2 separate regions of the Homo sapiens genome follow, and region 2 is linked to region 1. Evidence: chromatin loops called from intact Hi-C (ENCODE). Cell type or tissue: IMR-90. All regions are shown on one strand.

Evidence for each region. Peaks named below come from ENCODE experiments on the same cell type or tissue, not always from the same donor. Only the 100,000 strongest peaks of a DNase experiment are listed, where the experiment ranks them.
Region 2: it touches region 1 in a loop (7-fold over the local background); 22 of 110 quality-filtered maps call a loop at or near these places.

The regions. Positions count from the first base shown.
Region 1 is chr6:157,310,934-157,318,933 of GRCh38, reverse strand. TMEM242 (transmembrane protein 242) reads left to right here. Exons shown (of 4, transcript NM_018452.6): 3 at 15-152. Among named protein-coding and RNA genes, the nearest start is that of TMEM242, 8.6 kb to the left of the region's middle. RefSeq lists enhancers at 4,321-5,312, 5,313-6,305, 7,592-8,000 and a silencer at 5,843-6,138. In IMR-90, a CTCF peak has its summit at 4,042 (motif pointing left); DNase peaks (open chromatin) are centred at 1,603 and 4,023.
Region 2 is chr6:158,056,447-158,064,446 of GRCh38, reverse strand. SYNJ2 (synaptojanin 2) reads right to left here. Exons shown (of 27, transcript NM_003898.4): 7 at 5,094-5,190; 8 at 2,283-2,455; 9 at 575-656. Among named protein-coding and RNA genes, the nearest start is that of SYNJ2-IT1, 59 kb to the right of the region's middle. In IMR-90, no CTCF peak of the experiment used is centred here; DNase peaks (open chromatin) are centred at 3,376, 3,846 and 6,826; H3K27ac peaks cover 4,835 bases.

The DNA of each region.
Region 1 (8,000 bases):
CTGTTTCATTTCAGGGAAGTATGGCCACGGCTGCATTACCGGAAAGCGGGTCTTCCCTTGCCTTGCGAGCTCTGGGCTGGGGCTCCCTGTATGCATGGTGTGGGGTTGGTGTGATTAGCTTCGCAGTCTGGAAAGCTTTAGGAGTTCACAGTGTAAGTAACTACTGTCTTGTCCCTGGTATCTACATGTTTATTCTGCTTACTGTGTTCTAAATTTTTCTGGTTTTCAAATTTATTTGCATGTAGTTTGGTCACTGTCTAGGGAGATGATGACAGAGTACGTGACTAAATTCTTACAAATAACTAGACAACTTCTTATTACTAATAAATACAATTTTTGAAGGTGGTAAAACTTCAAATATAATTAAGTAATGACTAATTTATAGCTAATGTTCTATATAAATTGACATTAGGGCGAGTGCAGTGGGTTATGCCTGTAATCCCAGCACCTTGGGAGCCTGCGGCAGGCAAATCACTTGAGCTCTGAAGTCCAAAACCAGCCTGGGCAATGTAAAGAAACCCTGTCTCTATAAAAAAATTAGCTGGGTGTGGTGGCATGCGCCTATAGTCCTAGCTACTCAGAAGGCTGAGGGAGGAGGATCACCTGAGCCTCACAGGCTGAGGCTGCAGTGTGCCAAGATCATTGCGCTTCAGCCTTGGCAGCGGGGTAAGACCCTGTCTCAAAAACAAAGTAGAATAAATAAACAAATTGACATTAGCGATTTGTTCAATAAAATTATTAATTTGGAACAACTTTCTATTGCTGTTTGACATATATATATAATCTTTGTAAAAGTTAAAGCATTTTAAAATTAATTATTTAAATTACTAATGTGTTATTTACACATTTTTGGAAAAAATCCTAAAATCTTGTGTGTCTGTGTCTGTGTTTGTGTATATATGTAAAATTTATACTTCAAGCTACAGAGCATTACATTAAGAATGACTGCCTTCTTTTTTTAAACAACTGGTTGGAAGTTCTGTGGACCGGACCCTTCGTGACTGGTGAGAATTGGCAGTAGTTTGAGATAGGTGGCAGCGGTAAAGTTGATGAAAACAGATGTCGATATATTTTGAAGGTCAAGTCAGCAAAGATTTGTTGTTGATTGGATGTGGGGTGTGAGAAAGAGTGAAGTTGGATGTCATCAAGACTTTTGGCCTGAGCAACTGAAGGATGGGTGGGGAGCAGTGTGAGAAAAGGAGGTATTGGGAGATAATGTCAGGAGCTCAATCTGACTTGTGAGGTTGACACATCCGTTTGATAGTGAGATGGAGAGCAAGTAAGCAGTTAGATATAGAAGTTGAGAGTTAGGGGAGAAGTACAAGGTGAAGATTTGAATTTGAGACTCATCAGTATATGGCTAGCATTTAAAGCTGTGAGACTAGATTAACTCACCAAGGCAGTGAAGGTTGAAAGAAAAGAGAAGAGGTCTGAGGAAGGAACTCTTGGGGACTCCTAATGTTAAGAGGTTGGGGAATGAGGGGAAAGTACCCTACTGAAGAGGGAAATCTCCTTGGCCTGGTGACTTGGACACCCGGTGAAGAAAACACTTCAAGGAGAAGTGACTGACTGTGTTGTATGCTGGTGATAAGTTACGTAAGATGAGGACTGATGATTCACCCGGTTTGGCAGTGTGACAGCCATTGGTGAAATGGTGGAGTGAAGCCTGAGTGATTCAAAAGAGAATAGAGGAGAATCAGAGGCAGTATATCTAGGTGAGTCTTGAGTTTTGCCACAAAGTGAAGGAAGGAAATGGGGTCATAGCTGGAAAAAAGAATGGGATCAAGAGATAAGTTTTTACTTGTTATATTTTACATTGGGAGAATTAACAGCATGTATATGCTGATGGGAATGATTCAGCAGGGAGGAAGAAACTGGGGCAAGTTGGCAGGGTTGCAGGAACAACCTCATAGACATTATTGAGCTTTTCATATTTAGTTTAATCGTAAACAAACATAAACATTACTGTGCTTTCCACTCAGAATACACTGATAGACAGATGATGGTGCTTTTCTCCTAGTCTAACCTTTGTTTTTAAAATTTATTTTTATTTTCGACTCTTTGGAGACAAGGTCTTCCTCTGTCACCCAGGATGGAGTGCAGTGGTGTGACCTCAGCTCACTGCAGCCTCCTGGGCTCGAGCAACCTTCCCACCTCAGCCTCCTGTGTAGCTGGGACCACAGATGCATGTCACTATGCCTGGCTCATTTTTTTTATTTTTTGTAGAGATGAGGTCTCATTATGTTGCCCAGGCTGGTTGCGAACTCCTGGACTCAAGCGATCTTCTGCCTCAGCCTCCCGAAGTGCTGGGATTAAAGGTGTGAGCCACTGCACCTGGCCCTCACCTTGATTTTTGAGTTAACTTTGCTGGCTAATCATTGTTTGTAATGCTAAATTAGAGATTGCTTGAAAAGACAGAAAACCTGTGACTGAAGATTTTTCATGATTTTTGCTGTTAACCTCAATTTTGCTTTCGACCAATATAAAATCTCTTCTTCCATTTTAGGCATTCTACAGACATTTTAGACATAGCAGATTATTTAATCTTCATAATAACTATCTAGCAGATATTAATATCCCCCATTTTATAAATGAGGAAATTGGGGCTCAAAGAGGTTAAATCACTTGCCCAAGATGACATAACATGTGATTGGCAGTGTCAAGATTTAAACCCAGGTCTGAATCTTCAGATTATTAAGTAGTACTTAGTAATAAAGTTATTAAGCTTCTAGTTTCTATAAAAATGACAGTCTGCTAGCACTTTACATGAACTGTGTGGAACTGATATGTGATGTTTCCAGTGTTTAGTAATGTGGGTCACAAACTTAGTAAAATTTTAAGGTATTTGAAAATACAAATAGTCTCACTTAGAAGAGTCAATCCCAGTTTTCATAAACCAACAAAATTAGGTTATCTAAATTATACACTTGATAATTCAGTGTTTATGGGCTAGAATAATCCAACTGTGCTAGAATAATCCAATTTTTTATTCATAATTATTATGGAATTTCATTTCACATAGAACACATACATTAAATACAAACATACATTTCTATTTCACACAGTGGTATATCATTTAATCAGAGGTTCCAAAGAAGGAGAGGTATTGGGAGCTATCTTGTTACCAAACAAAGCAGATACGTTTGCCCAGCACTGAAGATGGGTAGAATGTGAACTTCTTTGTTTTTTGGCATTGATACAAGGATTGCTGCCTAAATAAGATATTTTGGGGAGAAAAAATATTTTCTGGTTGGCACTACTGAATATAAGAATATGTGGAATCCTTTTATATTGCATCTTTATGTCATCCAGTGATAAGTAGGAAATATCTACTCAGCCTCTGCTGGGTACCTGGGATTGGGTTAGGTGCTGGGACCACAAAGAAAGAGAGTTCCTGACATCTTTATGTCTAAGTAAAAAGAGAGACTGCATATGCACTCTCTCTGCATATAGATCATTAGGCATATCAGTTTGATCTCCATGTTTGAGAAGGCCCACAGAAAAATGAACTCACTGATACCTTTTCAAGGTCATATCTTTTAAAGGCGGTAGTGTTTACTAATTTGCTGGTTTGTTCATTCTAAAGTCATTTGTGGGTCTCTCCTGAGCCAAGCACTGTGCTAAGACAGCGCTACCCTGTAAAGGGGTAAACCTTACCTGTTGACTTTCTAAGCAAATTCTTATGGTATGACCCTGCTCTGAGGCTTGCAGACAGCAATGTGGTATATTCAGCTCAACGTTTAGAGAGTTTTGATAATTATGAGGTTACCCTGAGTCCAGTAAGAACTTCTGTCACTGTGTACTGTCTCATCTTTGTATGACTAAGAAAACAGTCTCAGTCAGAAAATGTTAAACAGAAATGGTCCAAGTCTATGCACTCAATAAATAACTGAGATGATCATTCTAGATAAAATCAACTCCAGCGTTAAATAATTGTAAGTAGCTAGCTCGAATTGAATTGAATCTCTGATAGAAACCCAGTTCCAATACAAAAGGGTGCCATCTAATGGTTAACCTAGAGCAGCTTGATGAAAGTGCTTGCGGTTCCTATTTTAATTCGCAGCTACATCTGCTGGCCTAAAAGGGAACATGTTTAAAATGCTTAAAGTGAAACTTCGGTTTCTTTAAAGTATTTTGGTTTTACTGTTTGTTTATTCATAATTATTCTGGAATTTCATTTCACATAGAATGCATATAATAACATTAAATATAAACACATGTGTATTTTACACACTGTTATATCATTTAACCAGAGGATCTAAAGAAGGAGAGGTAGCAGAAGATGTCTTGTTAGACCAAGGCAGGTAAGTTTGCCCAGCATTGACAATGGGGAGAAATCAGTGCCAGTTCAGTATCTACCCTGCTCCCCGGCCCACCCTGGCCAACAAGCACGGCTTGACTGTTCAGTTTGTGTTCATCGATTACTTTCAACTATGGTATTTTATTATTTGATTATAATTAAGATAGCACCAATTTTATCACAATAACTTAATTCTGGAAAAAAAGATGAACATTTACTTTGGGTTTGTAGTCTCCTAAATCAGCTGTGTACATGATCATGGGAATGCATGCTGGGACACTATGATGAGGCCAGGTGAGTGCACACTGGGACACTATGATGAGGCCAGGTGAGTGCACACTGCGACACTATGATGAGGCCAGGTGAGCGCACACTGGGACACTATGATGAGGCCAGGTGAGTGCACACTGGGGCACTATGATGAGGCCAGGTGAGCGCACACTGGGACACTATGATGAGGCCGGGTGAGCGCACACAGGGACACTATGATGAGGCCGGGTGAGCGCACACTGGGACACAATGATGAGGCCGGGTGAGCGCACACTGGGGCTCTATGATGAGGCCGGGTGAGCGCACACTGCGGCACTATGACGAGGCCGGGTGAGTGCACACTGAGACACTATGAGGCTAGGTGAGCGCACACTGGGGCACTATGATGAGGCCAGGTGAGCGGACACTGGGACACTGTGATGAGGCCAGGTGAGCGCACACTGGGACACTGTGATGAGGCCAGGTGAGCGCACACTGGGGCACTGTGATGAGGCTAGGGGAGTGCACACTGGGGCACTGTGATGAGGCTAGGTGAGCGCACACTGGGGCGCTCTGATGAGGCCACGTGAGCGCACACTGGGACACTATGATTAGGCCAGGTGAGCGCACAGTGGGTCACTGTGATGAGGCCGGGTGAGCACACACGGGGACACTATGATGAGGCCAGGTGAGCGCACATTGGGACACTATGATGGGGCTAGGTGAATGCACACTGGGACACTGTGATGTGGCTAGGTGAGAGCACACTGGGGCACTATGATGGGGTTAGGTGAGCGCACACTGGGACACTATGATGAGGCTAGGTGAGCGAACACTGGGGCACTATGATGACGCCAGATGACTGCACACTGGGGTACTATGATGAGTCTAGGTGAGTGCACACTGGGGCACTATGATGAGGCCAGGTGAGCGCAGACTGGGGCACTATGATGAGGCCAGGTGAGCGCACACTGGACACTGTAATAAGGCCCGGTGAGCGTACACTGAGGCACTATGATGAGGCCAGGTGAGCGCACACTGGGGCACTATGATGAGGCCAGGTGAGCGCACACTGGGACACTATGATGATGCCGGATGAGCGCACACTGGGACACTATGATGAGGCCAGGTGAGCACACTCTGCGACACTATGATGAGGCCAGGTGAGGGCACACTGAGGCACTATGATGAGGCCGGGTGAGCGCACAGTGGGACACTATGATGAGGCCAGGTGAGCGCACACTGGGACACTATGATGAGGCCGGGTGAGCACACACTGGGACACTTTGATGAGGCCAGGTGAGTGCATACTGGGACCCTATGATGAGGCCAGGTGAGTGCACACTGGGACACTATGATGAGGCTAGGTGAGCGGACACTGGGACACTATGATGAGGCTAGGTGAGCGCACACTGAGGCACTATGATGAGGCCGGGTGAGCGCACACTGGGGCACTATGATGATGCCGGGTGAGCGCACAGTGGGACACTATGATGAGGCTAGGTGAGTGCACACTGGGACACTATGATGAGGCCAGGTGAGTGCACACTGTGGCACTATGATGAGGCTAGTTGAGTTCACACTGGGGCATTATGATGAAGCTAGGTGAGCGCACACTGTGACAGTAAGATGAGGCCAGGTGAGCGCACACTGGGACAGTAAGATGAGGCCAGGTGAGCGCACACTGGGACACTATGATGAGGCTAGGTGAGTGCACCCTGGGGCACTATGATGAGGCCGGGTGAGTGCACACTGCGACACTATGGTGAGGCTAGGTGAGTGCACACTGCGGCACTATGATGAGGCCGGGTGAGCGTACACTGGGGCACTATGATGAGGCTAGCTGAGTGCACACTGGGGCGGTATGATGAGGCTCGGTGAGTGCACACTGGGACACTATGATGAGGCTAGGTGAGTGCACGCTGGGGCACTATGAGGCTCGGTGAGTGCACACTGTGACACTATGATGAGGCTAGGTGAGTGGATACTGCGGTACTATGATGAGGGCAGGTGAGTGCACACTGGGACATGATGAGGCTAGGTGATTGCACACTGGGGCACTATAATGAGGTCAGATCAACGCACACTGGGGCACTATGTTGAGGCTAGGTGAGTGCACACTGGGAAACTATGATAAGGCTAGATGAGTGTACACTGGGGCACTATGATGACGCTAGCTCAGTGCACACTGGGACACTATGATGAGGCCGGGTGAGTGCACACTGGGACACTATGATGAGGCCAGGTGAGCGCACACTGGGACACTATGATGAGGCTAGGTGAGGGGACACTAGGGCACTATGTTGAGGCTAGGTGAGCGCACACTGGGACACTATGATGAGGCCGGTTGAGTGCACACTGGGGCACTATGCTGAGGCTAGGTGAGTGCTCACTGGGGCACTATGATGAGGCCAGGTGATTGCACACTGGGACACTATGATGAGGCCGTATGCGTGCACACTGGAACACTATGATGAGGCTAGGTGAGCGCACACTGGAACACTATGATGAGGCTAGGTGAGCGCACACTGGGACACTATGATGAGGCTAGGTGAACACACACTGGGACACTATAATGAGGCTCGGTGTGTGCACACGGGGGCACTATGATGAGGCTAGGTGAGTGCACACTGGGAAACTATGATAAGGCTAGATGAGTGTACACTGGGGCACTATGATGACGCTAGCTCAGTGCACACTGGGACACTATGATGAGGCCGGGTGAGTGCACACTGGGACACTATGATGAGGCCAGGTGAGCGCACACTGGGACACTATGATGAGGCTAGGTGAGGGGACACTAGGGCACTATGTTGAGGCTAGGTGAGCGCACACTGGGACACTATGATGAGGCCGGTTGAGTGCACACTGGGGCACTATGCTGAGGCTAGGTGAGTGCTCACTGGGGCACTATGATGAGGCCAGGTGATTGCACACTGGGACACTATGATGAGGCCGTATGCGTGCACACTGGAACACTATGATGAGGCTAGGTGAGCGCACACTGGAACACTATGATGAGGCTAGGTGAGCGCACACTGGGACACTATGATGAGGCTAGGTGAACACACACTGGGACACTATAATGAGGCTCGGTGTGTGCACACGGGGGCACTATGATGAGGCTAGGTGAGCGCACACTGGGACACTATGATGAGGCTAGGTGAGCGCACAGTCGGACAGTATGATCAGGCTGGGTGAGCGCACATTCGGACACTATGATGGGGCTAGGTGAGTGCACACTGGGACACTATGATGGGGCTAGGTGAGTGCACACTGGGACACTATGATGTGGCTAGGTGTGAGCACACTGGGGCACTATGATGGGGTTAGGTGAGCGCACACTGGGACACTATGATGAGGCTAGGTGACTGCACACTGGGGAGGCTAGGTTAGCGCATACTGGGACACTATGATGAGGCCAGGTGAGTGCACACTGGGGCACTATGAT
Region 2 (8,000 bases), 750 kb before region 1:
GTGACTTCCCACATCTCACCCCAACTTTATCTATAGGGTCCACCCAAGCCCTCCTCTCACCCCCTGACACTTGAACGCCCCTGCACCCCGCCCCGCCCCACCCAATGCCAGAGGCTGAAGAGCAAACAGTGGTGGACAGCAGGGGGTGCTGACCCTACCCCCGACCCCCCAGCCAGGAGAGGTCAACCAGGCAGCTGGGGCCATGCAGACAGAGGTCTCCCTCCCCAGCTTCAAATCCAGCCTCATCCGGCCAGCCTCACACTGCCTTTGGCCAATGGTGCATCCACGATAATCATTACACACAACCGCTGTTCCCGAGGAGCCTTTGGGCCACCATGTCTGGGATGCATTTCACAAGAGGGTGTGAGAAAGTGTGCCTACGACAGAGAAAGCAGCCTCCTGGGGAACCCCTCTCTGGATGTCCCAGTGTCTCCCTGTCCACCTTCCCCATAGTCAGAAGGTTGTCTTGGTGATGCCACCCTCATCTTGCCGCTAAAGGTGCTCAGCCCAGCCTGTCCAGCTGAAGTCACAGGACCTGGCACAGATGGCCGAAAAGGCTGTGGCAGGGACGCACCTCGAGCGCGATGAAGCTCTGCACAGTGTTGGTTCGGTCCAGGCAGTCAAGACAGTTCATCCGCAAAGTGCCTTTCTGAAAACTTAGGACAAGAAGAAATGTAAACGGTTATATGTTGTTTTCAAAGAAGCAGTGGCCATAGCACAGAGGCCCATGTCTGACTTTTGACTCCCAAGGAAACATGGTTTTTTTTTTTTTTTTTTTTTTTTTTTTGAGACAGAGTCTCACCTCTGTCACCCAAGCTGGAGTGCAATGGCATGATCTCGGCTCACTGCAACCTCCGCCTCCCAGGTTCAAGCGATTCTCCTGTCTCAGCCTTCCAAGTAGCTGGGACTACAGGTGCGTGCCATCACACCCGGCTAATTTTTGTATTTTTAGTACAGACGGTGTTTCACCACATTGGCCAGGCTAGTCTCGAACTCCTGACCTTGTGATCCGCCCACCTCAGCCTTCCAAAGTGCTGGGATTACAGGTGTGAGGAAACATGTTCTAAGAGGGAACCCCTCACCTCCTCATCAATAGCCCCCCAGAAACCCCAGTGTCCATCCCAGTGGATCCCCAGCACTTCTGGAAAGGCAGGCAGACCCCAGGACACACACTCAGTAGCCTGCACAGCTGGGTCGTTTTACGTTTAGCTGGTCCTTGTTATTTATAGCAATTATGTTCTATAAAGTTGTAGGAACACTGAATTGGACATGAACACAGAACCATCGCTCCTAGGGGAAATATAGGGTTAGGTTCCTGCAAACCTCTGGTCACATTTTTATCAACTGATCAATATACAACCTTGTTTTATGTATGTTTCCATATAAAGACACCTTATTGAATATATATATTTGCTTAATTAACACTGAACCATGGCCGACAGCACTGTAGCTCATATAGGGACAAAGCTTATCTTAACGTGCATTTTCTCCATAAAGCACATCACCACCTTCTTGTGCTCAGAAGTACTAGACAGCTCTTCGGCACACTGCTTGGGGCCATTCTAAACCATGAGATCCCCGAACAAAGGGGGGCCCCTAACAAAGACCCCACAAATGTGAAAAACATGGTACTAAATCTTAAAAAGGAAACTTGTTTAAATACGAGGCCAGAGTATTTAAATACTCTGTCCAGCAAAAATGCTTTGCATACTGATTTTGGGGTTACAAATCAGTTTTAAGGAATAGGTAAATAAGCCAATATGGAATCTGCAAATAATGAGGACCCCCTGCATGTGACCTGAGGGAACTGGACTTCGTTTTTCTCCTCTGCTCTGAACAGGGAAGTCCATACCCTGGTCTCCTCTAGCAATCTAAGTCTATGCCAGCCATCCCACCGCGACTGTGGCCCTCACTCTCACAGGCCTGCGTCACAGCGTGGAGCTCCATGTTTTAATGCAGTCCCCTTTATTAGTTCATTTCTTTTGCCAGAAAACCATGACTCAACATCTCCTTGAGAAATTCAAAAGCCTGTCTCCTACTGTGGGAAGGGAGATGAGAAGCTGGAACCCAAGATTCCCGGCGTCGCCAAGCTTATGACCCAGGAAACCACAAGGGTAACTGAGTGGGGAGGGAAGGAAGCTGCCCCTCATAGGGCACATGTCCTAGACTGCACGGCCCCTCTGCCGCCTCACCCAGCAGAAGGCACAGCACGCAGCGAGCCTCACCGTGGACTGACGCTTCCCCCCAGCAGAAGACGCGGCACAGTGCGCAGCGAGCCTCACCGTGGACTGACGTTCTCCCCCTTTGTGAACACATCGAAGTCTTCCCAGTGCAGCTTTAACTGTGGCCTCAAGAGGGTCTCCAATTTCTCTAGCTTCCCACCTTTGGCAAACTGATGGAAGTCAAAATTGATCATAGGCGTGTCGCCCGCGTGGCAAGAAGCCCAGAGCAGCTTCTGAAAAGAGGAGGGGAGGGCGGTGAGGGGAGCAGAGGGAAGGGAGGACGAGGAGGGCAAGCTCCTTGCAGAGCTTGACCCGTGCGGCTAACCAAGGTGACTCGCCGCAGGACGTGCTTTAGCTGGAAGCTCACAGTGGACCAGGCAGTTGACCCCAAAAGGGAAGCACAGGACAAAGGCCCTGGGGGGACAAAACCCACAAAGAGCGTCTTGCCTGCGAAAGGGCAGAAGGTCCCCCTTGAGCAAAAGAAGCCAGAGCAGGTGTGGCTTCCTGGAGAGATCATACTCCTGCAGGGCTCTCTGGAGGGCACAGGTGAGGAAGGACTGCTCTGTTCTTCAGGTGGCCCAGGTGCCCCAGGCCCTCAGAGATAGCAGTGCTGTGGCAGGCTGCAGAGCTCATAATCCAGCTCCCCGTTGCCCTAGTAACCGGCCCCATCCTGCCGCGCACCAGCCTCTGGTGGTTATGCTCTGAAGAGACCAAGTCTCCAGCTGAAGTGGCCCAGGTGGGTCCCACATCCCGATGCTACTTCAGGATGGTCAGGGAGCCAGAGTGAAGGTGGGGAGAGATGGGAAGCAGGTCAAGGGGCTGCTGATGGCACCAGGATGCCCTTAAGAGCCCTCCCTTCCATATGAGGCTTCCCTGGCCTGGCAGCTCCCTGGCTTTCTCCCCAGAGAGCCCCGTGATGAAGGACAAACTGTCCGCCTACCCAGGCCACCCGGCTTCCAGGCCTCTCACCCTGCACTCATGCCCTTGTGGCTTCAGGTCAGGCCAGTCCAGCCTCTGCCCAGCCAGAGGTCCTAGTGACTTGGAAGGACTAGAAGGACTTGGGGGTCATCTGATCTGACTCAACGTGACTGCCTGTGATAGGTCTGAGTGTAAATCAATGCAGTGCTGCCATCATCAAGCAAGTCTTGCTGTGAGCAAGAAGCTGGAGGAGCCCAACAGTGCCTGGTGGCTCAGTGCCATGCATTCCACAGCCAGTGCTTCATCCAGCAGGACTGATGGCCATTGGGCCCTGGGCAGGCTGCTGGGCCACCAACCTTGGTCTGGGCCAAGCTGAGGTGGCTGAGGGCCACCCCAGGCAGGGCCATGACCCAGGTCTTCAGCTAGAGTGCCCCTCCCTACCTGGCCAGGAGCCCACCCTTCTCCGCATGAGGTGGCTGCCATCTCCCGCCCTCACCAGTGCCGGGCACTTCACCCACTGATGGGAGGGGCCACAACTCAAGGCATAGGGGAAAAGGACTTGGGGTTCTTATTATTATTCTTATTTTTTAGCTTTTTCCCTTCTTCCTTCAAATTAGCAGCCAGCATCACTGCCAAGATGGGTGGGAAGGGAGACACTTCTGGAGCTCGTTGCTAATAGCAACAAACCAAACAGGAAAAGCAGGTCTGGCCAAATAAAATTGGCAACCAGGAAGTGCCTGCTCTGAGCATGAGCATGTGGCATTTCTAAGCAGAGGGAAAGGCTCAGAGATCGCCCTAACCCCCAGTGAGGCGACTTCGAGCTCTCTCTGTAAGGGATATCTTTGAGCTTTAAACAACGAGAGAGTTTTTCTCTATTAGGCAGGGGACATGGAGGCTGGTAAAGGAACCAGGAGCCCCCTTGGCTCATTCTGGAACGTCTTGCGCCTGGGGAGCAGGGGGCGGGGGCTGGAGGCCTGGGATCCATGCACAGGGATGGAACCTGGCCAGGTGGGCGGAGTCTCTTGCTCCCATGGCTCTGTGACCCTGCCCAGGATCTGTCCAGGATCGCCAGGAAAAGCCCCCCAAGGAAGTCTGAAGGAGCCCACAGGAGCCCAGCAGCAGCAGGTCCAGGAGCTGCCATGAAAGCCCGAGGAAGAGGGGGAAATTTGAAGGCCAGCCGGCAAGCAGGGGAAAGCCACCGAAGTTCCTGCTCCTGAGCCCTGAGGCCGGGTGCCCTGTGGGGCTGGGGGAACTCACCCAGGACCAGCCAGGGCAGAAAGGGAGGCCTGCCTGCTCCTGGGCTGGACTGAGAGGGGTACCTTGAGAGGTCAGAAGCCCTCAAAGCCCCATGGGGAGGGAGGGTAAGGGACACATGGCTGGGGACAGGAGATGCTCTGTTTTGACTTTGAGCAAATTCTCCCAACCATCAGCTCACAGAAATTACACTCACTAGGCCGGGCGCGGTGGCTCACGCCTGCAATCCCAGCACTTTGGGAGGCCGAGGCGGGTGGATCACCTGAGGTCAGGAGTTCTTGACCAACCTGAACAACATGGTGAAACCCCGTCTCTACTAAAAATACAAAAATTAGCCAGGCGTGGTGGCAAGTGCCTGTAATCCCAGCTACTTGGGAGGCTGAGGGAGGAGAATCGCTTGTACCTGGGAGGCAGAGGTTGCAGTGAGCTGAGATTGCACCACTGCACTCCAGCCTGAGCGACAAGAGCCAAACTCTGTCTTAAAAAAAAAAAAAAAGAAAAGAAATTACACTCACTGTATCAGGGCCCGAGTCACTGAGCACTGCCGTGTTCACTGGTCGGAATGCTGGGGAAGCCTCAGGAAACGAAGGAGGGCTGGGCTGTCAGCTCCAGTCCCTGCAGGAGCCACCTCCAGGCTCAACGCTCCACCATGGCCACCTGCCGCCCAGCCCAGCTGTGGAGAGGACAGCCTGGCCTTACCTTGAAGGCTCTGTTGAGCACCTCCTCTCCGCCTCTGCTTCCCAGAAGGTTCACGACCACCTGCTGCCCGTACTGCTCCTTCAGAAGCACCATGTGCCTGCAAAGGCAGCGGGGTGGGCGTGATGCTGGGCACGGGCACAGGTGCAGACTCTGCCCTGTTCTGCCCCTCAAGGGAAGACGGGGCAGGAGTCATGCTTTCTTAGTGCCACAGTCCAGGACCAGCTGTCCCCCATGACCCAAATCGTGGAAAATGAGCCTGGGTGGAGAGAACCTGCACCTCCCAGCTGCCATTACTACTAGCTAGCGTAGACTTCTACATTTGTTTGGAATCAGACAAAGGATATGCTGCACTTTCTATAAAGCACCTCCCATTATATCTAGAACACCTAACCTGAACTTTCATCAAGAGAATTTTGTTTTTGAGACAGGATCTCAGTCTGTTGTCCAGGCTAGAGTGCAGTGGCACGATCATAGCTCACTGCTGCCTCAAACTCCTGGGCTCAAGCAATCCTCCCAACTCAGCCTCTCAAGTAATAGGGACTACAGGTACATGCCACCACATCTGGCTAATTTTTACTTATTTATTTTTCATAGAGACAGGGTCTTGCTATGTTGTCCAGGCTGGTCTCGAACTCCTGGCTTCAAGCAATCTTCCCACCTCAGCGTCCCAAAGTGTTGGGATTACAGGCATAAGCCACCGTGCCTGGGCTAGAGTCTTACACATGCAATGTGCACATGTGTGAAATGAATCTCTTATTTTGCTTGGTACCCACCCTTCTCAAAACTAGAACAACTGGCAGGAGAGCTCTCAACTCAGCATCCTGTTTTCAATCTAAGTGCTATATTGCATTATGCTAAACCACAACAAGGAGATACAACAAAACTTGCAGGCTTTGGAAAACATTCCTTGTATTGGAAGCTACTTTCTAAATATGTATGTTGAAATATTAGGGAGAGATTCCAATATTTATTCTTGATCACCAGCTTTTTAAAAGTAACCTTACATTTCAAATTTAAACATGTTGAAATGTAGTGCCTTAAACAAAACATAGGGAAATGATACAATGCAAAAAGCAGATGTCAAATTATCGTTTAATGGTGCAATCTTTATGCCTAAATATAGAAAAAACACTGGAAAAAAACACATGATGTCAAAAGTGGTAGAATTTTATATGATTCAAGTTCTTTTCTTCTTTAAACATCTTTCTCTTTTCCAAATTTCTGTAATGACACGTTTATGAGCGGAATTTTTTAAAGAGCTAATAATGATCATGAAAAAAATCATTTTTTTTCTTATGCAGTAAGAGAAAACATTCTCTTACTAACTTTAAGGGACAGTAGTAGAAAGACTATGGATTTTGAAGTGGGTAGTTTGAAGTTAGGCTTGCCTGCTGACTCCCTGGCCTAAGTTAAGGGTGAGCACCCTCCCGGGCTCCCGTCTCCACGTGCAGCTCCAGGCAGCCCTGGGGCGGGCTGTGTGTGGCTTCAGCCCTTGTGGGCTTTCTTTTGGGTCGGTCTGCCCAGAGAAGGTGCATCCCAGGCCTGGCTCTGACACGTGCAGGCTCTGCCCCTGGTGAGGGAGCCCACCGTGGCCACACATCCAAGCCACATCCCACAATGTGGCTCATCGGAAACAAGGCCCATTTCTGATCTCTTCCTGTCTCATTCCTGCCCCTTCTTCTCAACTGGTTCCAAAGCCCAGGGCCAGAAGGAAACTGTTATTACTCATTATTACTCACTATTCCTCATCATTACTCTATGCTGTCCCAACCCCAAACTCCCCTGATCAAATGATTCATCCCTTCTGAGCTGGCTCCTTCATCTATAAAGCAGGGCTACTTCCCCTCCTGCGGAGAATGGCGAGGAGGACTAAAAAGACGAGTGAAAGTGACAAGGACAGTGCTTGGTGTGTGGGACGTGGTTCCTCTTTCTTTCCCTTTATTGTAAAATGCTCGTTATTGGTGAGCTGAGAGGCCCTGCCGACCCAGGTAAGGGGACGCTGGCACCCAGGGCGTAAGGGAGCGCTGGCACCCAGGGTGTAAGGGGACGCTGGCACCAGCAGCAAGGTCGGCATCATACGGGCTTCTTCCTGGGTCACCCTGAGCATTGAGGCCTTTTTTTCACTTCCCCTGCCTACGGGTTACTGTCATAGGAAGCTACTTGGAAAACAGGAGTTTTTCGGGATACTGAGGAATCAGATTTCTATTTGGAAGCATCCTTCTCATCTTCAGGGAGGGACCAAGAGTTCAGCACACCCTGATGTGCACAGCAGCCGCCCGCAGAGCGGGGCGGGGAAGGAGAAGGGGTTCACTGTCCTGTGAGGAGAGACTGAGGCACCGCCCTGTGAAAGGTTAGCCCTTCCACCGAGACTCATCACCACACAGAGATGACAAGACCCCACTCAAGCAGCTGCAGCCAAAGTCCTGCTGCAAACAGCCCTCCTCAGATATGGAGCACATACAGCAAAGTGACAAGAGACCGCCTCGGCTAACAGGGGCACCCATGCAGCTCAGGCAAAGGAAAACAAGCATCCTCTGGGAAGAAAAACTATCTGTGTGAAGGTTTTGCGGGGGAAAGAAAGGATTTACTCTCAACCAAATCCATCAGAGAACCGCACGACTCTTGAGAGCGCAGTGATGTCCCAGAGAAGAGAATTGGGAAGCACCCAGGACAATGCACATGCCAGTCCAGGGACACCATCGAGGACCTGGGCAGCCTGCTTTCAGGGGGACCCTCATGGTGCCCCACTGCGGCCACTAGGCAGACATGTCACCTTATTTCCAAACGTTATCTCGAATGAGGGGAACATAGTCAGCAATGAACATGAGAGCAGCAGCACCTGCAAGGGAACGGGAGGGCTCCTGCCTCCAGCCCAGTGTCGTGGGTAAGAAGCATTACAGAAGAGAC